Regions from separate parts of the Homo sapiens genome. Here all the other regions are linked to region 1. The links are chromatin loops, found by intact Hi-C in ENCODE. Cell type or tissue: endothelial cell of umbilical vein. All regions are shown on one strand. Region 1 overlaps PIK3R1 (phosphoinositide-3-kinase regulatory subunit 1). Region 2 has its middle 190 kb from the start of LINC02219. Region 3 has its middle 140 kb from the start of TILRLS. Region 4 holds the start of LOC101928819 (a long non-coding RNA gene). Region 5 has its middle 47 kb from the start of TILRLS. Region 6 overlaps MAST4 (microtubule associated serine/threonine kinase family member 4). Region 7 has its middle 34 kb from the start of TILRLS.

Region 1 (4,000 bases):
AGTGGTTATATTAGTTACTCTCACCCTTGTTATTATGGAAGGTAAAATTCCTGGATCCTAGATTTAATTTTAAAATAGTAATTTAATAATGTCTGGTGGAAACCTCTTAAAAAAAACACTTTGCAGCACATCTCTGGTAGCCCTGTGCTTGAGATGACTTTTAGGCTGCCAGTTCAGAAGATGGAAGATATAAACTGTGTTGATGAGTTGGTTTTTCAGTGGACCCTGTTAGGTTCCTTTTTTAAAAAAATAATAATTTTTATAATGAGTATGTCTTCGTGAGCCCTCACAACCCTTGAAGTTTTTACTTGTTTGGCAGAACTAAGGGCACTGAACGTTTGTAAGCCGTTCACTAACACTTACAGGAAGGGCATAAAAGGGTGCTCAAGTCAGTCTGTAGGTGGTGGGGGCGGGGTGGAAAGAGGGGATTCCTGTAGGCCTGGATGAATCAGCCACTGATTTCTGATGGTAGCCCCAGCTGCAAAAAAGTAGGAAGCTTTTTTTATGGACAGAACTACAACTCCTTTCTTTCAAGTTTTTCAGCCTTTTCACACTTTTCCATTCTTCAGACTTTGCAAGTTTTTAAACAAAATGTTTGTATTTCCCCAAAGGAAATCACACAGTTGACTGCATTATGAGAGGGAAAGGAGCAAACTCTGTCTCATCTGAGGAGGGGCTCAGATCAGGAGTTGTGTAGGGCCCTCACCCGGTTGGGGGTGGTGGAGCCTTGGCTGTGTGCAGGAGTGACTGTTCTTGGAGATGTTCTGGTTGGATCATGAGTTTGGGCTTGGAAAGCACTGCCTCAAGTTCATCAGCAGGAATGAGGTAGAATTCACTACTTGCTGTCTTAAGACCTTTCTGTCTGCCAAGTGTTTGAGCAATCCCTCACATCTCCCCCTTGAACTAAAGAGCAACAACTGGTCAAGAGCCCAGCAGGGATGAAAAAGGTTGGCCCCTTGCATCCTTCATCTGCTGTTTAGACTAAGGGCCGCATTGTAGACCACTCTCGGCCATGCTGTCCTGAACCCGAGGATCAGCAGAATTACAGGCCCAATTTCAGGCAGACGTGAGCTTGCATCTGATGACAGGCAAGTACCTACATGTGTCTTTCATTACTCCGCTGCCTTAGGAGATGCTGTTTAAGTTGGCAGATATGCTTATTTGAAAGCAAAGCTTGTTGCTGGTGAGATTACTGAATTTACAAAAAAAAAAAAGTGGGGGGATCAGATGCCAAGGGAGAGGGAAGGGAGTGTGTAGCATTTAAAAGTGTGGTGAAGCCATCAAGTTAACAAGAAAAAGTAGAATAAAATGTGGTTCCAATTTGTTGTACTGGGCTCAAGATGATAATATTGCAATAGTAAACTGTAGGGATGTGTGCGTGCAAATGTGATTACATGTGTGCTTGCTTTCTGAATTTCAAAATTGTAGAAGTTATTAGAAGTTCTAATTTTAGTTCCCAATTTAATTTACTCTGATAGTAAATTAGTAATTTTCAAGGGATTTACTGATAATCAGAACAAAGATTTGCAATTTCTAGGACAGATCCCCAATTTTGGGGGTGGGAAGGAGCTACTTTGTATTTCCCTGAAACCTTGAGTTACTGGGGCCGAACATGTAGGGCAGATATTGAATGACCAATCCTAATGCTCTTAGCAACTTTGCTAAGTAAAACCCCGCTGCCATCCAGTGGCAATTGGCTATACGGCATGGTAGCTGTAAAATATGCCCTTTTCTGCCTTTTCTCCCTCAGATTCCACCTTTCTCAGATGCTCCCAGTTTTTTTTCCCAGATGGCACCTGACACAGTACTTGACAGGAAAAATTGACTTTATGTCTGGCTTAGGTAATTCAGGGCAAGTGTGCATTTATTTACCTTGTCTCTTCTCCTAGCAATACTAATTTTTATCTACGTTGCATTTTTATTTTCTCCCCAGATTTGTCATAACACACATACTTTTTCCTTGAATATTTTTGTTACCTTAGCTAAAGAATTAATGCATTGTGGTATTTCTGCTTGTCATAGTTTTACTTTAGAGTAGATTTCGCTTATATCTTTGTATTTATGCTTTGAGCTGTGGTTTACCAATTTCCTAGCATGTTTCATGACACTTATCCTACATTTCAGACAAGGATTTATGTGTCCCATAGGATTCAAGCTGGACTTGGAGAAAGAGCCAGCTAGCAAATGGAATTATTCTGACTTGTGAAAGGTTCCAGCCTTTTAAAACTAGGCTCTGAGAAATAAAAAAACAAATATTCTTGGGAAGAAACTGGGTTTGTGAGTACTTGGCTAGAAATTTTAGGAAAGGAAAGAACATTTCCTCTGGCCTCGGGAGCACATTCAATGTGAAATATTGCTGCCTTTAAAAGAGCCAAACTTAAATTTCTATTTGGATCATTTACTTGACTTAAAAATAAAGGGATCTATTTTTTTTTAAGGTTCAGAACCCTATTTTAAATAAAATGACATTCTAGTAAGTCAGGCAAGATGCCCCCAACATGAGCTATTAATTAAAAACAGCCGGAACTTCTGGAGGTGTTAGCAAGTATCTACTATGAGCTTGGGGATTGGCGAAATCTGGTACAAGTTAGTTCCAGCTGCGCACATTTGCCTTATTACAGTTCTTTATGATAAATTAAATGCATGCTTCATACATCCTTTGGTGTAGTCATATTCTCTCAGCACTTGACTAAGCAGGTGGAAAGCTTATTTAGTCATAGGATGACTGAAAACAATGAACTATAAACCCATGTATATCCACTCCAAGAAAAGAGCTAATAAATGTCATGTTTTTTATTTTCCCGTGGACCCCCTTTTTTTTTTTTTTTTTGTATTTTATAACCTTTCCAGAATCTTGAGTGATTTTTAAATGTTTGCCCTTTGGTCATAAATGCAGCAAGTAAATGTGAGTCTGCACACTCGAATGTTGTATAAATCAGTTGACCAGTCAGTGTTGGAGCAAACTTCTCAGGATTGCTCTGTGAACTCCCTGTTCTCTGGCAGTTGCCAAATACAAAGATAAACCAGGAGAGACTTATTCCCAAGAAAAGAATGATTCTGCATCCTTAACTTACATATAAACTGTTGAGATGTTTCATTGTTTTGTATGGTCAAGCCCCTTCTCTTGTTCTCTCTCTTCATCAATTAGTATGGAAAATTGGAAGTTTACTGAAAAGAGTTTCGAATCATGGGATTTTAGATTTGAAAAGGACCAGAGGGATCATCTACTCTTCCAACAAATAAAAAATAAAACCCCCAAAGGAATGAATGATCCATGGCTGGGACATTGGAATCTCTCTATAAAGGAGAAATCATATTAAGGTATTTTCATCTTAGGCCTCTAACCCCAAGGGTATCTTTACAAAGACTTTATTTTAGTGAAGCCTTCAATAAACAGTGACCTCATGTCAAGAATTCTAAAGAGAGGGTTATGGAATATTGGTTTGATATTAAAGTCATTGTTATCTTGGAGCTGGCCTGAATGGACTAATAAGTGGCCTGTCACCAGTTGTAACTTACTTTTACAATTTTAATGTGATTTAAGGGAAGACACTCTTGGAAATGCTTAGTTATGGTTCATACCCATAATCGTGTTTCTTTTAGGTCTTAAAATTTTATATAATACAGGGGAGTAGATTGCATCAGTACAGTCTTTTTCTTTTTTTCTTTTTTTTTTTTATGATGCAAACAAAGCAGTATCTTAAATTAAATCAAGGTTTCTTAAGGTTCCAGATTCTTATTCCTAAATTTTCCACTGAGTAACCTCCAAATTCTTCTCCTGCCTTTGTCCCTAGTTGACACAAGTCAGGCCACAATTTTTTTTCTGCAAATGGACGAGCTGCTGCTCAGAGGCTGCACTTACTGGTGAGAGATCCTTCAAGGGAAATGAATCTGGAATGGCCTGGAACATTTGTCTTTGGGTTGCTCCAGGGCTTTATTAGAGCTTCTGAGATTTCTAAGTAGGTGATGAAATTTAGCAGCATCTGATTTTCTAAAATGA
Region 2 (4,000 bases), 250 kb before region 1:
AGGGCAGGTGATTGCACAGTGATGGCTGTGAGATGCCAAGAGTTCATCCCTGGCATGTGGACTCTGGGCTCAGGGAAGCCAGACTAATTCTAGACCCCAACATGTAGGTACTGAGCCAACTGATATTTGTCCACCTGGGTCAGGAATTGCTCCAAGACTAGGCAGGGCTGAGCTTCCAGGGTGAGGATTCTCAGGACTGCAGCCTGAGCGGCTGGGGAAGGCAAGTACTGACCATCAGGAATCTTCAAAGCTTGGGGAACCTGGGTTTCCTTCCCAGAATTGGGAAATAAATTTATTCTACAGTGGAGGTCGAACCAAGTATGCCTATTCTAAAATTAAAAAATAAAGACCCCAAACACCTTCCACTATAAGAGGTAGAAAAGATAGTTTCCTTTGTTGATAATTTTATGTTGGAGCTATGAAACTGCTATTTTTATACATAAAAAATTCACCCAATATTGGCAATTTCACAGGATTCCATCTTAGTAAATGTCCTACAAGCCTTGGACAATGTGAACTCTTTCCGTGGGAAATGCAGTGACCATTTCAAATCGTTGGGTAGTGAACTTTCCTGGTGGCTTTGTTTCCTCTACTGTAAAATGTGTAAAATCCACACTGATCATCCTTCAGCAGAATTGCTTCAAAACATAATAATGAAAATAATAATCAGTCACTGAAAGAGAACATGAGGTCATGCTAGAGAATGTGAGGTTATTGTCATGCTAACTTTATGCATTGAATATTATAATAACACTCTTCTGTATGTCATCACAATTAAGACTAGTGTTTATGAAAACAAGCCATCAATGTCATGTCTTTCCACTCTTTTCCCCAATTCATTACTACTTCTTGGCATCCAGGTGCCCTCCCTCTGGGTGCAGGCCAATCATTTTGGAACAGAGGTTACTCAGAACCAGGCTTGTCTCTAGTGGCCTCCTGGGTGTCTTGTGTCTAGTGATCCTTGGCACCCTGCAGCCTTAGCTCACCTTCTGTATCACAAAGACAGGGGTATCAAAGGGCAAAGGGGGAAAGTCTAAAAGGAAGCTCTTAGAACTTTCGCTGGGTGCGGTGGCTCACATCTGTAATCGCAACACTTTGGGAGGCAGAGGTGGGCAGAGCACTTGAGGTCAGGAGTTCGAGACCAGCCGCCTGGCCAACAGAGTGAAACCCTGTCTCTACTAAAAATGCAAAAATTAGCCAGGCATGGTGGTGCATACCTGTAATCCCAGCTACTCGGGAGGCTGAGGCAGGAGAATCGCTTGAACCCAGGAGGCAGAGGTTGCAGTGAGCCGAGATCGTGCCACCGTACTCCAGCCTGTGCAACAGAGTGAGACGCTGTCTCAAAAAAAAAAAAAAGAAAAAGAAAAAAAAGAAAGCAAAAGAAAAAAAAAAAAGAACTTTCCAGGCCAGAAAAGAATCTCCCTTCTAGGCAGGAACAAACCCCTGTCATCACCCACTGTGTTCCCTGCTTACGCACACCCTGGGACACAGGAAAGGCATGTTAAAGCCAGTGGCCCTGCGTGGATTGTTCCTCTTATTTGTTTACATAACCCATGACAGATGCCAAGTCAAGCAGTGGAGGAAGAGCAGGCAGCACAGAGTGTCACTCAGATGAGCCCTTCCCTGCCCTTGCCTTTTCCACTTTCCATGAGGAGGCCAGCAGACACTTTGGGGCTGCTGTAAACCTTCAGTTAAATGGCAGCTCAGTGACAATGACAGCAAAGCTGCATTCCCCCATGGCAGACACGCCATGTGGGCACTTCCTCAGGTCTGCTGGGAAAATCGGAGCGTCATGTGCAGACCCTGCTGGAGGCACAGCAGGAAGTGACCAGGCACAGGCTGGGCAGTCCTTCTTCCGCCCCTGAGTCACTGCCACATGCATGAGAAGGGAACTCAGTGCAGGCTAGACAGAAAAGGTGGAGGCTCAGGCAAGAGGATCAGGAAGACATTTAGATAAAGAGGATGACGAAGTTAACACAACACCCACAACCCCACGCACACAGAGATTTACACTCACACACGCACTTGGCATCTGTCCTCAGTGAAGAGCAATTAAAGACACACCCCCTCAGATTCAAACAAGCAAGCATTAAACGGATTGCAATTATTCTGGAACAAACATAATTCCAATTTGTGTTCCCAGTATCTATGCAGCAAACCCGAATTTCCTAAACTAGCACCAACTTCCTTTTACTACACCCACACCTACTTTCCTATTTCAATACGGTCCCCAAGATACATGGAATTTGGAAATATATCAATCCCATTCTTTTCTCCTTGCATTGACTTTTTCCATTCCTCCCAATCTTCCAGAAAATATTTGGCCTCTCTCTCTAAATCTATTCCTGGATTCATGCAATAAGTATTTTTTGAGTATAGTGAGTAGCTGTTACATGCCAGGCACTGTACTAAGTGATAGGAACACAGCAATATGCAGAAGACACCAGAGCCCTGTTCCCACAGAGTCTGTTATCTTAATGCAAATTCCTATTTCTTTTCTTTTTTTTTTTTCTTTTTGAGATGGAGTTTCACTCTTGTTGCCCAGGTTGGAGTGCAGTAGCATGATCTCAGCTCACTGAAACCTATGCCTCCTGGGTTCAAGCCATTCTTCTGCGTCAGCCTCCTGAGTAGCTAGGATTACAGGTGCCTGCCACCACGCCCAGCTAATTTTTTGTATTTTTAGTAGAGATGGGGTTTCACCATGTTGGCCAGGCTGGTCTCGAACTCCTAACCTCAGGTGATCCACCGGCCTTGGCCTCCCAAAGTGCCGGGATTACAAGCATGAGCCACCGCGTCCAGCCGCAAATTCCTATTTCGAGTATGTCCTCTTCCATCTCTTAACTCATGGCAAAATTGCCCATACCAATATTTGGCAATTAATACTCTGCTTTATTTTTGTTCATTGTTCTATTGTATTGTTATTTAACACTTTATAGGTATCTACATGGTCTTATTAAATGAACTCTACAAGATCTATGAGGACAAAGACCTCATTTAAATTTTTCTTTGTATTTAATAGCTGTCTTGGGGAGCATGGTGAAAATGAAAATATGTAACAAGATAATAAGAAAGAATGGAGGTCTTATCATTCCTTATTTCACTAGCCAAGGCCTAACCCAGGATTTCTCAACCTCAATACTATTGATATTTTGGACCTAATAATTCTGTGTTGAGAGGGCCTGTCCTATGTATCATAGGATGTTCAGCAAAGTGCCCTCGGCCTCTTTCTATTAGATGCCAGAAACACTCTTTTCCCATCTGTCACAACTAAAAATGTCTCCAAACATTGCCAAACATCCTCAAGAGTTGAACAGGAACAACACTAACCACTGGCTCACAATATATCTGATATGTCTTGAGCTTCCTTTCTTGTTTCTATGTCATTAAATTCATACACACATGTGATATTGACATTGAAACAAACACAAATTTAATTTTATGTGTGACATATTTTCCCAAGGCATTAAAAAGTGATTGAGTAAGCTCAGTACACTAAAATGCAGCCCCTAGGGCCTAAGAGTGAGGAAGACAGATCCCAAGGGTCATAATTTGCTCCCCAAATCTATTTTGTGTCTTTGGAGAATTTCTTTAATATTCCAACAGCTGTAAGTCTATAAAGCCCTCAAGACAATCTCCTGGGATAGTTAGTGCCTGCTTATTTAACTAGGGCTAGCTGGAATTCATGGTCAAATTGCCATCATCCACATCCTTCCTGCAGTTTATAGTTCTAAATTCCCATCCCATGTGACTGCAGTAGTGCAGCCTCCTCCTTGCATGATACTAGTAGACTAGAACCAGGAAGTCAAAGGGAATGTCACCTTTTCCTTTTGTGTGAGTGTGCTAGAGGGGCAATGTCAGCTCATGCTAAGGTTGAAAATTCTTCCTTTGAAAGATGGCCTGTCAAATGTGCCTTAGGAATCACTTATTATTTTTTTTTTTTCTTGAAACAGTCTTGCTCTGTGGCCCAGACCAGAGTGCATTGGTACCATCTTGGCTCACT
Region 3 (4,000 bases), 850 kb before region 1:
AGGGGTTTGCTACTGAGTCCGTGTCCTCGGCTTACCTGGCATAAAGCCACACAAAGGATAAAATTAGCCATCACACGATGGGGATGAGGTAGAAACTCTTTTCCCTTATTAAATTAAAAAAAGAATTTCTCACATATTTCACCTGGGGAGCAACAGCACAATCAATGGCAGGTGGGGCTGAGAGGAATGGCTATTTGATTGGTGGACTTGTTCATTTGGTAACGCATTTCTAAAGAGTTGAGCAAATGCTGTAGGTAAGCTGGGCATATTTATTTTACTTGTTACATATTTTATTTATCAACTTATTATTTTTTATTACATATACAACCAGTGACTCCCTGAGAGGATTATTAACCAGTGGCCAAGTTATGTCAATCTTATTTCTGCAGGAGAGCAGTATTATAGAATGATTAAGCAATAAGACTCTAGACCCAGAGATGAGCCACTAAATGGGTGACCTCAGGTGATTTTTAATCAGTTTCTCAGATTTTGCAACTGTAAAACTGAAATGATAAAACTTACTTTATAGGAATGTCGTGAAGATTAAATAAGCTAATGACTTAGGCTCAGAACAGTGCAGGGTACATAGTAAACACCAATAGATGTTAGCTCTTATTGTGATTATTATTAGTTTTTCGATCTGCCCCTTTTTCTCCATTCTCACTGCAATGATGCTTCAGCTACTTGTTAGTTCTTGGTTAGACTTTGAAGTCATTCCTCACTGACCTCTCCATACTTGGGATCTTCTCAGCTGCATTCATCTTACATCCTACTGCCAGATTAATCTGGTAGATGGCTAAGGTTTTTACTCTCCTGCTCAAAAAGACTGAACTTAGAAAGTAAAGTCTTTAATTCCTGTGCTTGGCACTGATGACTATACTAGTTTCCACTGTCATTTACCATTGCTGCCCTCAACCCAGCCAAAATGGACTTTTTTTCTCTTCTCCATTTATGTACTGCATTCTCCCACCTCCTTGCTTGGCTTACGGTGAACCATCTGCCTGTATCACCTTCCTCTTCACACTCTTCCCTATTTGGCCAAGACTTACTTATTTTTGAAGCCCACCTCACAGGGCTCTAGCTATGGAGACTTCTTGACCCCTTCCATAGTTCCACAAGAGGTAATATACCCTTTCTCCTACCTTTCATACCAATTTATCTGTATGACTCTTATGTTTCTTTTTATTTATTTATTTATGTTTTAGTTACTTAAATACATTTATTAGTCATTAGTTTAGAGTAAATTAGTTTAGAGTCATTAGTTTAGAGTACATAAATTTACTCTAAATTTCCTTCCCATTTTTACTTTAAATTTCCTTCACATTTACACAGCACCTTATTCATAACCAGTGCTCAGTGCACACACACTGAGTGAATGAATGACTCTCCTTGGCTCTTCAGGCCCAGCAAGGGGCTTTCAGCTAATAGATGTTCTGTGTCTTAAAATGTCTTACATGATTTGAAAAAAGGAACCAAAAAATTATTATTCGTTTTCAACCAGCATTATTAATTATTCATAGTATAGCCTCTCTGACTTTTTCTAGTAAGAATTGCATTTTGAACTTAACAGAAATCACAGGCTTTGGGAGTCCACATAGACCTTAGAGGGCATGGTCCAATCCCCTATGGGAAAAACTAAGGCCTAGACGGGGAGAGTGACTAATCCAAGATACAGGTAAGTTACTGATAAAGCTGAGACTGTTAATGAGGTCTGTACTCTCGGGCTAGCATGTTTTCTTTTCTATTGTCATAAAATCTCTTTGTGGTCTAAGAGTAGTAATCAGAGAGTTTGAATAAAGTCCTTTTCAAACTCTAAAATAATTTTCAAAGGGAAACGTAATTTATCATTTATAAAGAAGTTATAATTAGTATAATGGCAAATCTTGAAGAATGAGACAATTTAGACTGCAAAATATTTGTGAAACTTAAATATAAGAAATGTTGAAAACTGGGATAGGAAGACATCTGTGTACATTGGCTCTTCCTGAATGGCAATAGCTGACTCACACTTTTCATATGTATGAATAGTCGTCTACACACTCACTGCCTTCCCTTCCCTCCATTGCAAAGTCATTGTTTGTTTTTCTCTTTCTCCAAATAGTAACCAGTTATTTTCTCAGAGAAGGATTTTCCTCATCTGTAAAATGTAGATGGTAATTTTTACCTCTTTGTATTTATGAGGATTTAAGCAATTGTGTCTGAAGCACCTGATGCAAAGCAAGTGCTGGTGATTGTTAGTCCCACTTCCTCTGTCTGCCTGGCCAAGAGATAGCAAATGCATCACATACGTGTTCTATTCCCTATTTTAAGACCAGGTTAGACAATAAGAATCTTCGTAATACTTTCAGAGCCTAAAAAGAGCCTTAGCATCCCTTTCAGCACAACACTTTAGACAGCTACCATCAATCAGATGGAGTTTACACATGAGAGAACGTATTTGTCATCTCGTCCTAGATTATAAACTCATTGAAGGGATAAGTGAGAGATGATATTTTCCTCTCATTTCTAAATATGGTTCTGCTACATCTGTCTGCTTAGTTTCCACCCCATCTCAGTCTAGCACTTTGCCTTCTGACTTTTGTTTTATTCTGGCTCTAACCATGCTCTTGATTTCTATTTCTTTTCCCATATTCTAATGTGATTCCAAGAAACCAAAATTGTCATTTACTAGGCTATAGATATATAAAGTTATACTCTGCTGAGTTGACTGTAGCAACTTTGTTAATTTGTTATTTTTCCATTTTCTCAAAAAAAATAAGCATTTCCCTCCCTTTTGTTTTTAACAAAGAAAAAAAAAAGAAAATATTTTAATCCAAAACACAATTTTGAAAGTATAAAGATCTGACTAAAAACCACAAAAACAAAAATTAAAAGCTGAATGTGATATTTTGCGGACATTTCCTTATATATCGGAAAAACATTGGTCTGAACATATTCTCTTTTTGAGTTTTGGAAATTCCTTGCGGGTAATTTCTGCTCCTTAATTGTGATTCTAAACATGTTAGTTAATATTGTTCAAAATGATGCAGAGGTGGCTAATATCCAACATTAAATAGCAGTGCTGAGATCCAAACCCTATTTTGACTGGACCCAAAGTCCCATCCTATTGACTACCGCATAGTACTGTACTGCCTCCCCAGACTAAACTGTCTCTCCGTGCTGGTTCTGCCACTTACTGTGTACCTCAGGTAAGTGTTTGAATTTTCCAATCCTGTTTTCTTATCTGTAAAACCAGGAATGTGTCATGAGGGCTTATAGGAAATATTTGTAATGAGTTCTTACTGAGCGCAAGACATGTCCAAAACACCACAGAAATCATCATTAATTTCTCCAAGTGTATTTTCAATGTAAAAAACAAGGAAAATATTTATGCAAATTTTCCACTGGGAAAATAGCATTTTATTTCCTTCTTCTGGAAGAATGCATGACCTTTGACAAAAATCTCAAACTTAAGCAAAAAATTGCTTAATAAGCTAGAGTTTGTCAGACTTAGTGAGAGATGTAATGAAAGATCATTTGCATTTGAATCCCTTTTTTCTTTCTTTTTAATAAAATAATCATCTTCAAATACTTTATAGAAAGCTAGGATTTAAAAAAAAAAAAAAAAAAACAGCCTTAGCCTGAGTAAATGGTAAAAAGGAATTCAGTGTTAAGTTTTAATTCATTTAGTATTGAATGAATATATAATTAAAAGTATACTTTTAATTTAAATGTGTCTCAGGGGAAGGATGTACATTAAACTGTTAAAATAATGTATCTTGATGGTGACAGAAATATAGTTGGAGATGAAAGTAAGAATTATTTTTTATTTTTGTCTTAATTGTTACAATAAGCATGTACTAATATTTTCAATAGTGAATATTTTAAAAAGCATTAAATTTTTAATTTTAATTATTTTTAGTTTTGGCCCTTTGTAAAATTATGATGCAGCTGAAGTTTGTACTGTGTGTGTTCTGCCTCTTTGTTCAATAAGATTTTATCACATTTTCCTCTGTCCTTA
Region 4 (4,000 bases), 760 kb before region 1:
GAAAAATGGAGAAGAGAAAAGGAAGGAGAGAGAGGATTTGGAAAATTAGAGGGGCAAGAGTTAAAGAGAAAAGTAGGGAAGTATAATAGTGAAGGACAAATAGGATGGGGAGGTACTGCTATAAAGTTTCACAGGTAATTTCTCTTTAGCAATCAAGTTTCTTGTAGACCCATGTATTAGTTTGTTTTCATACTGCTGATAAAGACATACCTGAGACTGGTAAGAAAAAGAGGTTTAATTGGACTTACAGTTCCACATGGCTGGGGAGATCTCAGAATCATGGGGGAGGTGAAAGGAACTTCTTACGTGGCAGCTGGCAAGAGAAAAATGATGAAGAAGCAAGAGCAAAAACCCCTGATAAACCCATCAGATCTCGTGAGACTTACTCACTATCACGAGAATAGCACGGGAAAGACCGGCTCCCATGATTCAATTACCTCCCCCTGGGCCCCTCCCACAGCACGTGGGAATTCTGGGAGCTACAATTTAAGTTGAGATTTGGGTGGGGAGACAGCCAAACCATATCAACCCATCTCCCAACTCCAGACAGTGCTTTTTAATAGGACTACTCCCTAACTTGTTCCTTTTCATTTTTCTGTATATCACATTTTTAAATATCCAACCTTTTTGTTTTAAATGTGAAAAAGGGCCTCTGCTGGGTGAGGAAATACAACAAAATGCTTTACAACGTACAAGTGCCACTAATTACTTCAATTGCTTGCATTTTCCTGAGCCACACCTTGGGAATGCTAAGTACCCCATTCCAGGCTACATGGCCAACACCCAACTTCTGCTGAGGGAGTGTTTATAGTAAGTGAATTCTCAACTACAGGATTTTGAAATGAATGTTATGAGAAAGATTTATGTTTGCAATGACTATGAATCTACGATTACTGACAGCACAAAGCTACAGATGTAAGTGAAAGGATTAGAAGCAGCTGATCCAAAAACAATGCAGTCTCAATATAAGGCCTTAGGTGAGTTTTTTTTTTTAATTAACATTTATATGGAAGGAGAGAACTTGTTTATTTCAGATTGCTGTCTTGGATTGACCTCAAAATAGAGGAAGCACATTGTAGGGTTTTAAAGCTATCCTTGAACTGGAATTAGCCTATAGAATTTTGCCTATAGAATATTTGGCATTAGTTGTTGGAGCTAAAAGGAGTTAGAATTTTCTTATGATAACTGAACCACCCTGCAGCTATTTTTCTTTCACAAATATGTGAACATTATCCAAAGGTGTTAGAATTGGGAATAGCAAATACATGTTACACATCCCTGTATTTCCCTGTATGCATGGCCAACATTGCTAATTAAGCTTGGCATGCCTTTTTCTGGTTCTTTTGAATCCTTCTTGATGTATCACTGGGCTGTACCATCAATCATCTAGGCATGATGTGCAATTTCTCAGCATTTTTTTGGTGCCACATTCTCCTTCAGCAGTTTGTGCCTACGGACTTCTCACAATAATGTTATTTATTTTATTTTTTTAAATGTATAAAGTAAATTGCATAGGATTATTCTGACATGCAGTTACCAAGATATTTATAAAAATCTGTGGTATAGTAATAAATTTGCTTCATTATAAATACACTAAAAAATCTACCAGTGGGTTTTAATAAAAACTGTTGAATTTTAACACAGTGATAAGCATAAATAATTCATCTGTATGTACTGCTGTAACGACATAAAAATAGTTATATTTTATACTTTTGACGAAGTCACAGGTACCACTACAACTGTGGGTTCTTTCTTTCATTCTCTCTCTCCTTCTTTTTGCCTTTATTCACAGTTGAAGGAATACTAAATTTTTGCTACATGTAAATAAAAATAGTATGTAATTATTTTTCCATCCATGTGGTCTCCAGGTTAGAAACCCTGGGAAGATTTCATGACTGAGGGATCATGAAAGTTTAAACCTAGATTTTCAGCAAAAGCAATTAATAGACTAGATAGAAGCAAAGAGAGTTAAGTGACTGTTTTCTTTATGGCATAAGAATTTCCCATAATAAGAAATACATAAGAAATCTGAAGCTCAATATTAAAGATGAGTATTAAATATTAATCATATCAGTAGTAGTAATAGATACATTTTAGGCCTCTAATGCCTTTTATCACTTTTTACCTTGTTTCCTTCTCCTACTTTACAACAGGAGGCAGGCCTTTCCCTTCCAAAGTTGTGCTCTTCATAATGGTAGTTAAAATCTCTTGAGATTTCCATACTTGGAAAGTGTTTTGGGATATTGTGGGTATCCTAGATATGAAAATATAAATGACATATATTCTAGTAAATGTTGGCTATATGGTCATATATTAAAAAAAAAAAATTATTTCCCTTCCTGATCCTAGAGGATCGATTCTATATGTGATGGATTTCGTATAGACTGATAAAGAATTGGATGCAGCAAGCCCCACATGGTGAGGTCCTCTCCGCCCGGTAAGCATACACAGTCAAGTGTCAGCAGTATGGGTCTGCAGCCCTTGGGTTTGTATCTCATCTGGCCCTTTTTAAGAAAACTGGGGGGAGCAGAAGCCCCAGACCAAAATGCAAAGCCCAGGTCAGATCTGCTTTGACATCATCTTCCCTTTCCTTCTCTAGTAATGTGGTGATGGCAACACCCTCTTATTGTGAAATTGGCCTTTACCATCCATTGTGCAGATGAAAAATTTAATTAGTGGGAATGGTGGGGAATATGAAGTACATTGAAAACATCTGACTATTAAGAGAAAGTTGTCCAAAGCAGGGATAATATCCCTTTAAGGGTGAAAAAGAAAACTTTCCCAAGAAGGAAATTTAGAAGAGGATATATAATTCAGTGACCAAACAAGCCTTGTCAAGTTTTTAAAAAGTACAGTTTAGAAAATTAATGGTTAGGATTTCAGTGGGGCATGTTCATCAGCAAAATGCTATAATGTTAGAAACAGTATCTACTGTTGGAACCAGGCAGGGGCCTATTATTACTGGTTTAGAATGGCGTATTTTCTTAGCTATATTAATTCTGTTAAAAATAATTCATCTTCCACTTTTGTTTTTCTTTCTCCCATTGAAACTGCAAAGACGTTAAATAGAAAAGCAGTAGATTAAATTAATTTCTTATCTGGGGAGAAGTTATTAAATGTTACACGGTTATAGTCATAATAAATAGCATATGTAATATAGGAAACTTCATATGATTACTGGTATACCTCATGGCATTCTAAGATAAGGTTCTCCCTTGAAATGAAAAATACGTACTCTTAATAAACCATTTGGGAATTGCTGCTGGAAGTATTTGTTGGATTGACTGGAGTAGCACTTCTGTAGTTGACACATATACAGCGTAGCCTTGCCAAGAAAGCCACGTTTTACCATACCACAGAAGTTTTCTTGAGCTTGCTCACTCTTTGCCAACCCAGTTAATCCCCAAAGAGAACCATTTGTTGAGGACAGCAGCTCCCTAACCTCACAGATCCTAGGCTTACCATAGGCACACAGGATTCTGTAGTCAGCACAGCAAAAGAGTCCTTGCAGGCAGCACCAGCTGGTGGCACTGTCATATTGCCATGAACAGTCTTCTCTGATTGGTGATCCCAGAAAGGCAGGAGGAGGAAGAGCCATCACTGGGACACAGGTTTTCTACCACAGCAGGGCAGCAGCTATGTCCATCTATACCAACCACTCGTGGCCAAGGCAGTGCCTGGACATATGTGTTCCTACACTTTCCTTTGATCTTCCGGGGGATTTTTACTTAATTGTCTCATTTCCTACAACAAATCTTAAACTTTCCCTATAGTAGAAAAAGGGGAAACAGTTTTCACCAGTTCTGGCACAAGCTTTGCCTCTGGTGGCATCAGTTCTCTCCAGCTGCTTTGCTGGTCCCACTGTCAGAGGTGGCATGCCAGCTCTGCATTATTTACACCTGGGTCAGGCAGCTTGCCCTCGAACCTGACTAGCTGACGGGGCAACCTGGGAGTGGAACTCGACGCCATGATCTGCAGCTCCTGCGTGTGATTTGAGATG
Region 5 (4,000 bases), 940 kb before region 1:
ATCATGTTACCTGACTTCAAACTATACTACAAGGCTATGGTAACTGCAACAGCATGGTACTGGTACAAAAACAGACACACAGACCAATGAAATAGAATAGCGAGCCCAGAAATAATGCTATACAACTATCTGATCTTTGATACAGTCAACAAAAACAAGCAATGGGGAAAGGACTCCCTATTCAATAAATGTTGCTGGGATAACTGGCTAGCCATATACAGAAGAATAAAACCTGACCTCTTCCTTGTGCCATATACAAAAGTCAAGTCAAGATGGATTAAAGACTTCAATGTGAACTTAAACTATAAAAACCCTTGAAGAAAACCTAGAAAATACCATTCTGGACATAGGCCCTGGCAAAGATTTCATAATGAAGATGCCAAAAGCAATTGCAACCAAAACGAAAATTGACAAATGGGACCTAATTAAAGAACTTCTCCACAGCAAAAGAAACTATCAACAGAGTAAGCAGACAATCTACAGAATTGGAGAAAATATTTGCAAACTGTGCATCTGACAAAGGTCTAATATCCAGAATCTATAAGGAATGTAAACAAATTTACAAGCAAAAACCAAACAACCCCAGTAAACAGTGGGTAAAGAACATGAACACTTTTCAAAAGAAGACATTCATGCAGCCAAGAAGCATATGAACCAATGCTCAATATCACTAATCATTAGAGAAATGCAAATCAAAACCACAATGAGATATCATCTCACATCAGTTAGATTGGTTATTATTAAAATGCAACAGATACTGGCAAGGCTGTGGAGAAAAGGGAATGCTTATACACTGCTAGTGGGAATACGAATTAGTTCAGCCACTATGGAAAGCAGTTTGGAGATTTCTGAAAGAACTTGAAGCAGGCCAACCATTTGACCCAGCAATCCCATTATTGGGTATATACCCCAAGGAATATAAATCATTCTGCTATAAAGACACATGCATGTGTAAGTTTGTTGCAGCACTATTCACAATAGCAAAACATGAAATTAACCTAAATGCCCATCAATGGTAGACTGGATAAAGGACATGTGGTACATATATGCCATGGAATACTATGCAGTCATAAAGAAGAACAAGATCTTGTTCTTTGCAGCAATACGGATGGAACTGGAGGCCAGTGTCCTAAGCAAACTAATGCAGGAATAGAAACAAAATACCACGTGTTCTTTCCTATAAGTGGGAGATAAACATTGAATACACACGGTCACAAAGAAGAAAACAATAGACATTGGGACCTACTTAAAGGTAGAGGATGGGAGGAGAGTGAGGATCAAAAAACTACGTATTGGGTACTATGCTTATTACCTGGGTGATGAAACAAATGTGTACACCAATCCCCTGTGGCACACAATTTATCTATATAACAAACCTGCCTATGTACCCCTAAAACTAATATAAAAGTTGAAAAAAAGAACATTAAAAAAACAGATTTTTAGAGTGTCTAGCTTCTTTAGAAAACATCTATTCATTGTCAAATGTCTGTCAGTCTGTTGGGTACTAATAATATAATCCTATAACTTACAAGGATGTCAGGCAAAAAGCTGGCTAAGCAACTAGGGAATCAGCTCAATTGACAGATGTGTTCATACTGCCTATAAGCCTCTGAAAAGTCAATGAATCCAATATGTGATTCAGAAATTAGAATTAATTTTTTTTAAAAATGTGGCTTTTATGCATAATGATTTTTCATTTTCTTCTTCTGGAACATGGAGGGAATGGACAACCTAATGACTCCGCCTTTCATATCCAAGCCATCTCTAGCTATGCTGGAGGACTTTTCACCAGCCAGAGAATTCAGTTTGCATGTGATGTGGCTGGGGAGCCTGTTGAGGCTGCTCTCAGCTTGGTGCAGAGGATTGGGTTTAGCCTACTCTCAGCACAAGGGCCAGTTATTCAGGCCTCACTGTTGGCAAAGCAGCAAATTGCTCTTTTGTGGGGCTTGGGGAAGTCACAATTGGTTGTCTGTTTCTTGATGGACACAATAAAGGGACAGAGCAGCTCCATCTCCCTGAGCCCAGTACAAGAATTCACACACTTTGCCTCCTGCCTCCAGCTCTCCCACTAAGGGGCTCTCCCTGCAGAGTCAGTCAGCCAACCCTCTGTGACTCAGCTCCTTCCTTTGCAAAGTGGGCATGGTCGGATTTATTCAGGAGCCGTGAGGCATGCTTAAAAATGCCTTCAAAATGCCAGCTCCTGCAGATTATTCTGTGATTTGTGAACTGGCAAAAAGGTTGGGGAATTTCCCTTTGTTGGGTGTAGGTCTTGGCTTTCTGTGCGGAAGTGGGGCTGGCTGGCATAGAATTCCTTTGATTTCTTCTACTTCCTCTTGGGACATGGGTCACACGGAAGGCGGCCCTATCCTTGGCTGTCAGAACCCCATAAGCCCAACCATATCCTAGGCCTCTCCTTGTCTCCTCTTGTTTCTCATACAAACTCACTTCTAACTCTCAAAGGATTTGAACAGATGGTTTACATAGAGGAAATGTAGTAAATGAAACATTATATGGAAGAAATACGTAGCCTTGAAAATAGAGGAAATGAAAATGAAAGCAACTTGAATTACCAATAATTGTAACTGATCCAACCCAATAGGCTAAAGGGACACATGCCCATTAATTGCTTTGTTAGAGGCTCTCTGTTGTTCTAGTCTTCTGAGCAGTCATCCGCCATGGTGTAATAAAAGTTACACACACACTTTGAGGAACATATTACAAAAATGAAAAAGAATGATTATTTAAAAATGCCCATAGCAATGAGGTGTACTGATTAATACATTAAAAAGGGGCCAGGCCTAGTGGCTCATGCCTATAATCCTAGCACTTTGGGGGGCCAAGGAAGGAGGATAGCTTGAACACAGGAGTTCAAGACCAGCCTGGGCAAGAGAGTGAGATCCCATCTCGACAAAAATTTAAAAAATTAGCCAGGCGTGGTGGTGCTTAACTGTAATCCTAGCTTGGAAGACTGAGGCAGGAGGATAGCTTGAGCCCAGAAAGTCAAGGCTGCAGTGAGCTATGGTTATACCACTGCACTCCAGCCTGGGCAACAGAGTGAGATTCTATCTGAAAACACAAAACAAAAAAAAACATATATTTAAAAAAAGGAACAATAACCCAATGAGCCATTGTCTCTGGTAGGAGGTTGTCACCTTCATAAGATATATCGAAACAGAAAAACAGATAAAATTACTGTTACATACAATTACTGAAATGTTAACATATAAGTTCAGGGAATTACATGATATATATGACATAATATTTATTGAAAAATATTTTGTGCACATTAATTATAACTGTGTGAAAAGGCATTTATGTGTTCTTATGACTATCCAAAATGCACTCAGAATGATATACAATGATATAAATTTGTTTCAATATTTACTTATTAAAAATATAGAATTTTAGAAAAAAAATTAATAATAACCAAACAGACAAAACAAGCCCAATTTTCCAGTGTGTCTCTCTCCTGGAAAGAGGCATGAATTTTTGCTCCTCCTTTCCCCAGCACATAGTACAGTGCCTGGCGCTTAGTAAATGCTCAGTGTACATTGGCCAAAAGTTGTCAAATAACAGCCAATTACTTTAGGACCAGGCTTTCTGCCAATGAATCTATGCAAGTGTGTTGACTAGCTCATATATAACCATTTCTATTGCTGTCTTCCCCACTTAATGGTTTTATTCAGACTAGATTCACATGTATTCAGAGGGAGCTTTTTTTTTTTTTTTTTTTTTGAGACAGAGTTTTGCTCTTGTTGCCCAGGCTGGACAACTCCAGCAACCTCCGCCTCCCAGGTTCAAGTGATTGTCCTGTCTCAGCCCCCCAAGTAGCTGGGATTACAGGCATGCACCACAACGCCCAGCTAATTTTTGTATTTTTAGTAGAGATAGGTTTCACCATGTTGGCCAGGCTGGTCTTGAACTCTTGACCTCAGGTGATCCACCTGCCTCAGCTTCCCAAAGTGCTGGGATTATAGGCGTGAGCCACCGTTATATATAT
Region 6 (4,000 bases), 1.1 Mb before region 1:
TACACAGTGTTTTATACTTGCAAAGGACTTTACGGAATGTCATGGCAGTCTTAGAGAAAGGTGGAGAAGTCCTGACAGGGGTGTAGGTGTATGTTTAGAACTGCATGACTACCTGTATAGTGTTTGTCTTTTGGATTATGAATATAGTAAGCATTTTCCATGTTTCATAGATTCACATATTTGGTCTTGTTTACCTTCACAACTTCAAAGTGAACCTGCTATGGGAGCACTATCTTCCATGCATAGGCAAACTTGTCCAAAGTCACTCAGCATCCTCGATCCATGGAATTATAAAATGTGATGGTTATCCAGTTCAGCTCCCCACTGGCTATATGAATCCCTGACAGTGTCCTCCTTCAGCTTCACCTCAAAGCTTTCCTGCCATGAGGAAAGCTTTTAGACAGCATCAGTCTTTCTAAAAACAACTTTTTAAGTAGACCGAGGTCATTCTTCACCCACTAGCATTACAGGTGGAGACGATACTTGGCCCAGTCCCATTACCTGTTCCAATTAGCCAGGCTTAACTTCTGTGATCTAAGAAACTTTCTTTTCAACCAAGTTGCTTTTTAAGTATAGCATTAGTTTAAATCCCCAATGCATAGGAGAAGCCGTAAAACTTTACCAGCCTCTGCTTCAGAAATTTCCTTTCCATGGACACTGGGGAGCTTCAGTGTACTAAAATGGGGGCCATCAAATAGCTTGATTACCATCCTCCCATATCTGTCAAGCCGCTGATGTGCACAGAGCTGATGTGCAAAATACTGCAAGGGCCAAACAAAAATGACACATAAGGGCCAGGCACAGTGGCTCATACCCGTAATCCCAGCACTTTGGGAGGCCGAGGTGGGGCGATCACGAGGTCAGGAGTTCAAGACCAGCCTGGCCAAGATGGCGAAACCCCATCTCTACTAAAAGTACAAAAATTAGCTGGGCGTGGTGGTGGGCGCCTGTAATCCCAGCTACTCAGGAGGCTGAGACAGAGAATTTCTTGAACCCGGGAGGCGGAGGTTGCAGTGGGCCAAGATAGCGCCACTGCACTCCAGCCTGGGCGACAGAGTGAGATTCCGTCTCAAGAAAAAAAAAAAAAAAAAGACACGTAAGGATAATAGTTAATGGGGCAAGCGCTCTTGATGCCTGCCACACTCTTGTCAATGGTTTTACGGGAATAAACGCATGTAATCCAAACAGTTACCTTCTGAGGTGGGTGCTATAAATATAAATGTTCCCATTTCACAGATGAAAAAAACAAAAGCAGAAGAAGATAACAAAGCAATCTAAGCTTATCTGCTGGAAAGGAGTATAAGATGATTTGCACCCAGGCGATGTAGCTCCGGAGCCTGCACTTTTTCCACTACCACAGCACACTGCTCTACATGTGTGCTGTACATACTCTCCAGCTGCCAGTAACTTAAAGTCTGCTGTTCACAGGGGGAAACAGTGGCCATACCAGGCTAAAATCAAAGTGTTCAACTTAAGTAACAGACTATAAACACGGCAGAAGTTCCAAAAGAGGGATGACTTTTCTCCAGGGTGGACAGGAATGGCGTCAAAGAATTGAGGGTTATCTGTGCAAGGCTTTGATGGATGAGTGGCAATTCAGTATATAGTCAGGGGTGCGGGATAGTCTAGGCCAAATGATGAGGTGTGTAAACATGAGGACAGGAGATCTCAAGGTTTATGAGGTATACAAGTGAACCAGCAGGCTGAAGCCTGGGTTAATGTGAGGATACAGTGTGCAAGATGGCCAAGATTGGGTAGTGAAGGGGTTGAGGCCGCAGGGATGCAATGGGCCCATCTCCCATCTGTGCTTTCCAGAGAAGGAAATGCAAAAGCAGTCGTTCGGTGAGTTACCCAGGGCCAAACTGATAAGTTAACTTAGAGCCAGACCCAGAGAAGAAATTGGACAGCCTGACTTCTGCTATTGTATTCAATTCCGGCAACTTGAAATAATTTTCTTCACACTGTGCACCAGTCATGAAAATAGTTTAAAGTAAAAGTGAATTAATTGAACATTTAACAGTCTGCCAGCTGCATTTTTGTTATTTTTTTAAACAAGTGCTACAGAAATTCTTCTATACAAGGTCAGTCATTAATCAAGAGAAGTTAATTGTGGGTAAATCGACCTAGTAAGCCACCTTGAGCAGTTCAGGTAGCACTCGCTGTAGCTGGATGGATCCACCAGGTGGCAGGCTTCACAAATCTCACCTATCATTTTTCCAATCATTTACCATTTTTGTAACCATTAATGCTTCCAACCTAATTATTGTACTCTGCATCCTTTGTGTCTGTATTTCCCCTTAGAGAAGTTGTCTTTGGCGTATGCCTGTAAGTTAAATGAATTTTCCTCTGGAACAGCCACTTGTGGAGACAAGAAACAGAACTGGGCTTGGTCTTTATAGGGGTAGGAGCATTTGTACTGAGTCTAGTGATGTGCTGTCATTTAAGCCCTGGTCTTCACTGTTTTCTGATGATAAGTATGTTGAGGATTTATATGTGTCTCATACAATTTTATATGTTTATGGCTCCTTCATTTTATCTTGACAGTCTTATACTTTTACCATGCCACGTGTCAATCAAGTGCCTGTTTCCCTTACCGCCACTCATTAAGTACCAGCTATGCACTGTGCCAGGCTCAGGAGAGATGGAGAGGACTGGGGGGCATTCCCTGCCCACAGGGAGCGGGGTTTGGTAGGAGGAGCTTTGGGGGTGAGCAGCAAGAGAGCCAGCATGGGCTTTTCCACTGGACTCTCAGTGACCTCGGAAACAAGAACCTTGTTGTCTGTTGTCTCAGAATCCGTTTTCTTTACCTGTAAAGGAAGGATAACAAACTCTTCTAGGCCATGAGGGTGAAACAAACAACGCTTACGACTTGTTTGTGAAAATAAATTTAGAGAATATATATGAAAATGGTTTAAAAATAAATCTATGCTTTTAAAAAGTCAATCCTGAATTGTATTAGAAAAGAGTGGAACTGGATTCCAGCTCTAGTGGCACACATGGTAGTATAGCCCCAGCGGTCATTATGGTTCTGCACGTCCACTCTCTGCATATGGAAGAGGACTGAAGGAACATCAGTGACACAGGAACTCGCCATGCTTGTTGCCCCTTTCCTTCACCACAGGAAATACTAAAATTTCAGCATGGCCTCAATTTGTGAAGAGAAGACCCCACTCCAAAAAACCTTCAGTGGTAGACCTTACATACTTACAAAATGATTTTTCTCATTAAAGAACAACTAGAATGCCATCTCTACTATCAGATAAAGGTTTATTTTTAATGTTTTGGGGCTTGCATGAAGAATGTTTATTATTTTGCGATAGAAAACAAAATAAACTTTTTTCTCTTGTTGAAGTTAAAGCCCCCTTTCCCTAAAATATTTCCTGCAAATATGACATTAGGTATGAAAGTATATTGTCTTAAACACACACAGAATTCTAAGTCAGCCGTGGTTGTGTGCTCCCGTAATCCCAGCTACTCAGAGGGTGAGGCAGGAGGATTGCTTGAGCCCAGGAGTTCGAGGCTGTGGTGAGCTGTGATCACACCACTGCACTCCAACCTGGGCAATAGAGGAAGACCCCATCTCAAAAAAATTTTTTTTAATTAAAAAAAATTAAAGAACTCTAAAACTAATAATAAAATACTAAGACCTTCCAATATTAAACTGGATGTAAGACTGAATAAATCATTTCTTAAAGAAATACAAATAACCAAACTAAATAAGGGACAACATCAAACTGTGTAAGAATTTAAACACAGAAAATAATCAGCTGGGCACGGTAGCTCATGCCTGTAATCCCAGTACTTTGGGAGGCCAACGCAGGCAGATCGCCTGAGGTCAGGAGTTCAAGACCAGCCTGACCAACATGGAGAAACCCTATCTTTACTAAAAATACAAAATTAGCCAGGCCTGGTTGCACATGCCTGTAATCCCAGCTACCTGGGAGGCTGAGGCAGGAGAATCACTTGAACCTGGGAGGTAGAGGTTGCAGTGAGCCGAGAT
Region 7 (4,000 bases), 950 kb before region 1:
AGGAATAAAATAAAATCCATTTCAAATTCAGAGTTCACCATCATTTTGCTTACACTCTGGAGAGAAGAAAAATGATCCTGTCACTTTAAATATAGCATAGACTGCCATATAGATCTTATTTTTCGTTCTTTCATATTTTCTTCCCTTTCCCTCCTACCATCCCTCCCTCTCTTTGCCTCCCTCTCCCTCTCTTTGTATGTCATTAGCTCACAGTTTTTCCTTGTTCTGCTATTGAAGTCACTTTGCTGTTTCTTTGCATTTGTTTTGGGATCATTCTGCATGTTTGTGTGCTCTCTCCTTATCTAGAAGGCCCACCCTTTGTATCTACTTGTTTCCTCTCCACACTACCCACTTAGGATACAATTTTGGGTATGAAAATATGTGCTAAGCAGCGGCTTGGGAACAAATTGCCTCTGCAGATAGCCAAAGCCCTGCACTCCTGGGCCAGTGGTTGAAGAATTCTCCTTTCATGGTGTACAGACTTTCTTGTTTTGTGGGTTTGCATTTTTGCCTCTAATCAAGTGTCTCTGTTTAAAATCAGTAAGACTACATGAGGGCTGATTCTGAGAATTAGAAGGCACAGGGATGGAAAAAGTCGTAAATGTGTAGGGCTGGGCAGCCCAAGGTCTGATTTGTTCAAATTAAGTGAGATAAACCCCATGGAATACTTAGAAGAGAGATCAGCATATTCAGGCACTGACCAATGTTTTCTTCCCTTCTTTTAATTGCTCCCTCAATTATTTTTCTCCATAAACACTTAATATCTGCTCAAGCTTTCCAGGGGGAAGAGTGCATTTTTGGGGGTAGGTGGGGGTGTAAGGATGGGATAGCTTACAAAATGCATAGATAGAAACTCATTCAAGCCCACTTGGTGATGTGATATTGTTTGTTAGATTCTACACTGACAAGTTTTCATTTTTACTCCATGTCATGGGTTGATTTTGGGATATTTAAGTCTCATTCTTTCTGTAATATTTAAATCTCAATTGTTCCACCTGGGGAGGTAGAAGGACAGAGAACATACAAAACATACACACAAAAAAAACCCCTCTGATGAACACAGGTAGAATGCCATGTAAAAACCAAGGCAGGGATATGGGTGATGCTTGTGTAAGCCAAGAAATGTCAAAGATTGAGAGCAAACCACCGGCAGCTGGGAGTGAGGCATGGAACAGATTTCTCCTCACAGCCTTCAGAAGGAACCAACTTTCTGACACCTTGATCTCAGGATCCTAGCCTCTAGAACAGGGAGACAATATATTTCTGTTGTTTAAGCCAAAAAATAAAAATAGAAAACAAAAATAATCCTCTCATGATTTACTGTTCTGTGGAGCTTGAAGGGGAAGAGACACCACGTGTTAGAATTCCCAGCCCAGTGGTCATGAGTTTCTCACATGCTGGGTTGCACAGGCCTTCCCTATATGGTCGAGGTCTGTTGAGAAATTCTGAGTGTTGGAGGCCTTTCCAGGGCCGCCCTCAGGAGAGAGAAATCCTGCTGCAGGGTAACTCCCTAAGATTAGAAAAATGTAGCTTCGCTGGCCAACTGAAGCAAGGAATGATTCATTTCCTGTCATTAACAGAGTGAGAAAGATGTCGTTCACAAAGTTCTTTAAGCTGGAAAAGCACATTATGTGAAATACTCAATTTCCTGATGGATGGCATCAACTCTCCTAACTTGCCTTTCAGCAGCAGCGTTGCTTCTGGACAGTTCCAGATTCTGGGGGCTGTTGGGTCACATGCTAACTGGCTCAGGTGCCTGATGTGCAATTAGTTGGGGGAGAAAGGACATTATGCTAACTCAACCCTGGGTTAAAATAATGACCTCGGCTATCCCCTGGATGATGTATCGATGTTTAATCCTCAAGTTGCTATATAACATTTCTAAATATTTAGCAACCAGATTGCAAGTTAAAACTTTCATGTTCAGGCTCTTCTGGTTAAAAATCAGCTAAAACAAAACAAAACAAACTAAAAAACGAAAGACCAAAAACTCAACCTCGCATTTAAAATTGTGCTGGTTATTATTTGTAGATAATCCCTTCTTGGTGGACTAATCTTTTCCCTCGAAAAACAAGTTTACATCACATAGTCTATTTAGCTTACTTGCTGATATTGCCAGATTATATAATCATAGGTTTGAATTGATAGAACACTCCTTTTTAAGGAGCTGAAAGAATTTAATCTTCTTTCCTATTTAGTTGCAGAATGCCCACAGGAGAAACAAGATGGCAACTAAATTTCCTTTTTTACAGGTGCCAAAAAGCCTATAGTTACAGAGAGGGTAAGTAATTTGCCTAGGATCACACAGCTAGAATTGGGATGTGGTATAAAAACCTAGGTGCTGTTTGCAGTTTAATGCTGCCAGCACTTGGCACTGATACCCCATCTTGAATGACTAATAATCTCTGTGTATGAAGTACCTGAAGAATATGGCCTAGGCTTTCTATCCCTGGGGCTTCCAAATGATACCTTACTTCATCACCACAAGAGTTTTATGATGTTGGCATTTTTATCCCCATTTCACAGGTGAGAAAATTGAGGCTCAGGGTTATATAGTGGGCAGAAGTAGAGATAGGGTTTGAACTCCAATCTACCTGACCACGTTATCCACTGCCTATGTAACATATATAAGAAAAGATATCTGGACATGAAACATACAACAAGCAGTGGTTCAATGACATCCAGGAGTCAGTGTTCTGGGAGAAACTGAAAAGTAAACATTTTAAATAAATGTTTATTTTCTGGCTCCTGGTTATAATAAAATTGTTAGTTTGTGTTTCCTTTTAGCCAGAGTTAATATTCTAAAAGGAAGTGAGAGTTGCAGCTAACAGAGTTTTTATATAAGAGGGAAAATAAAAAGAGCACAAAAAAGAAAGGATGGTACTTGAAGACAACTTCCATGTAGTGTGGTATTGGCCAGTCCTGAATGGCTTTGGAGAGATCTGATTTTGGGCAAGGACACTGGACAGAGAGGGAGAAGGGGTAGGGAAGGCATCACTGGCAAGATATAACTAGACTTCACGAGCCTCAGGGCCCTCCTCACCTCAGTCAGAAAGACAGCAATACCACCTAAATGCCAAAATCCCAGAGGGGAAACAGTTAAAACCCAAGACACTCAAGGAGAGAAGGGTTTTGGAAATGTCAACAGGAGAAAAAAAGATTTTCCTGACTCAGGCCCTCTTTGATGACCTAGGAAAACTGGCTTGGGAATCAAAGTAGGGTGAAGTATGGTCCTGGTATCAGCATCACTTGGGAGCTTCTTAGAAACCAAATGCTCAGGCCTTACCCCAGACCTACTGAATCAGGAATGTTGCGTGGGGCCCTGCTGTCCAGGTTTGAGTCAGCCCTGCAGGTTTTGGATGCACCTAATCTTTGAGAAACACCACTCTGGAACATACAGAGGTGAGCCCTGGGCAAAACGGTGAGAGAGAAGCTTGTCCCAGGTACACCTTTACATTTATTAATGTGATTATTTGATTCATAGCCATGTGCCCTTCTAGGCTGTAAGTCAGACTGTGTGGCACACAGGAAGATACATTACTCAGCTTCCTTTGCAGTCAGATTGGAGCCATGTGATTGGGTTCTGGCCAATGGAATGTCATGGAAGTGAGGTCATCCATGTCAAAGCCGGGGTCCTGGTTGGTATAGGGCCAGCCTGTATGAGGACTCTGAGAAATAAACTTACATGAGGTAACTGCGATCTGGGGGTTGTTTTTCACAGCAGCTTCATTTCCCTGATTAATACAGGTTATGAGCAAAAAATTGGGCAAGGTCTGATCCGTTTTTGCTTTTGATTATATTCAGGGTGATCGTTGAAATGTTAACCAATGCTGTGTCAGTGGGACCAGTCACTCTACACAGACACTGACCACAGGGCTTATAGGGTCCTGCAGGACCTCTGAATTGCCATAGTTAACCCTTTAGATCAGGGATTTGGGGGAGCTCCAGAGGTTCAGAGGGAGAGGGCATTGGCTGGGACAGTATAGAAGAACTTCAGTAT

What was found. Hi-C counts contacts between places; a loop is a spot of excess contacts. Peaks named below come from ENCODE experiments on the same cell type or tissue, not always from the same donor. Only the 100,000 strongest peaks of a DNase experiment are listed, where the experiment ranks them.
Region 2: it touches region 1 in a loop (9-fold over the local background); 2 of 110 quality-filtered maps call a loop at or near these places.
Region 3: a loop joins it to region 1, with 4 times the contacts of the local background. A loop is called at or near these places in 3 of 110 quality-filtered maps.
Region 4: a loop joins it to region 1, with 4 times the contacts of the local background. A loop is called at or near these places in 46 of 110 quality-filtered maps.
Region 5: a loop joins it to region 1, with 4 times the contacts of the local background. A loop is called at or near these places in 4 of 110 quality-filtered maps.
Region 6: it touches region 1 in a loop (6-fold over the local background); 17 of 110 quality-filtered maps call a loop at or near these places.
Region 7: a loop joins it to region 1, with 5 times the contacts of the local background. A loop is called at or near these places in 4 of 110 quality-filtered maps.

The regions. Positions count from the first base shown.
Region 1 is chr5:68,251,171-68,255,170 of GRCh38, forward strand. The region is part of intron 2 of PIK3R1 (phosphoinositide-3-kinase regulatory subunit 1); the gene reads left to right. Among named protein-coding and RNA genes, the nearest start is that of PIK3R1, 37 kb to the left of the region's middle. In endothelial cell of umbilical vein, a CTCF peak has its summit at 1,697 (motif pointing left); DNase peaks (open chromatin) are centred at 421 and 1,671; H3K27ac peaks cover 1,084 bases.
Region 2 is chr5:67,997,280-68,001,279 of GRCh38, forward strand. No RefSeq gene overlaps it. Among named protein-coding and RNA genes, the nearest start is that of LINC02219, 190 kb to the right of the region's middle. In endothelial cell of umbilical vein, no CTCF peak of the experiment used is centred here; a DNase peak (open chromatin) is centred at 1,832; H3K27ac peaks cover 1,355 bases.
Region 3 is chr5:67,402,777-67,406,776 of GRCh38, forward strand. No RefSeq gene overlaps it. Among named protein-coding and RNA genes, the nearest start is that of TILRLS, 140 kb to the left of the region's middle. In endothelial cell of umbilical vein, no CTCF peak of the experiment used is centred here; DNase peaks (open chromatin) are centred at 1,735 and 2,035; H3K27ac peaks cover 3,011 bases.
Region 4 is chr5:67,490,332-67,494,331 of GRCh38, forward strand. LOC101928819 (a long non-coding RNA gene) reads right to left here and starts at 2,242. Exons shown (of 5, transcript XR_948391.3): 1 at 2,126-2,242; 2 at 249-313. In endothelial cell of umbilical vein, no CTCF peak of the experiment used is centred here; no DNase peak of the experiment used is centred here.
Region 5 is chr5:67,313,311-67,317,310 of GRCh38, forward strand. No RefSeq gene overlaps it. Among named protein-coding and RNA genes, the nearest start is that of TILRLS, 47 kb to the left of the region's middle. In endothelial cell of umbilical vein, no CTCF peak of the experiment used is centred here; a DNase peak (open chromatin) is centred at 2,211; H3K27ac peaks cover 1,163 bases.
Region 6 is chr5:67,154,988-67,158,987 of GRCh38, forward strand. The region is part of intron 26 of MAST4 (microtubule associated serine/threonine kinase family member 4); the gene reads left to right. Among named protein-coding and RNA genes, the nearest start is that of CD180, 40 kb to the right of the region's middle. In endothelial cell of umbilical vein, a CTCF peak has its summit at 2,178 (motif pointing right); no DNase peak of the experiment used is centred here.
Region 7 is chr5:67,300,002-67,304,001 of GRCh38, forward strand. No RefSeq gene overlaps it. Among named protein-coding and RNA genes, the nearest start is that of TILRLS, 34 kb to the left of the region's middle. In endothelial cell of umbilical vein, no CTCF peak of the experiment used is centred here; DNase peaks (open chromatin) are centred at 1,550 and 3,590; H3K27ac peaks cover 3,009 bases.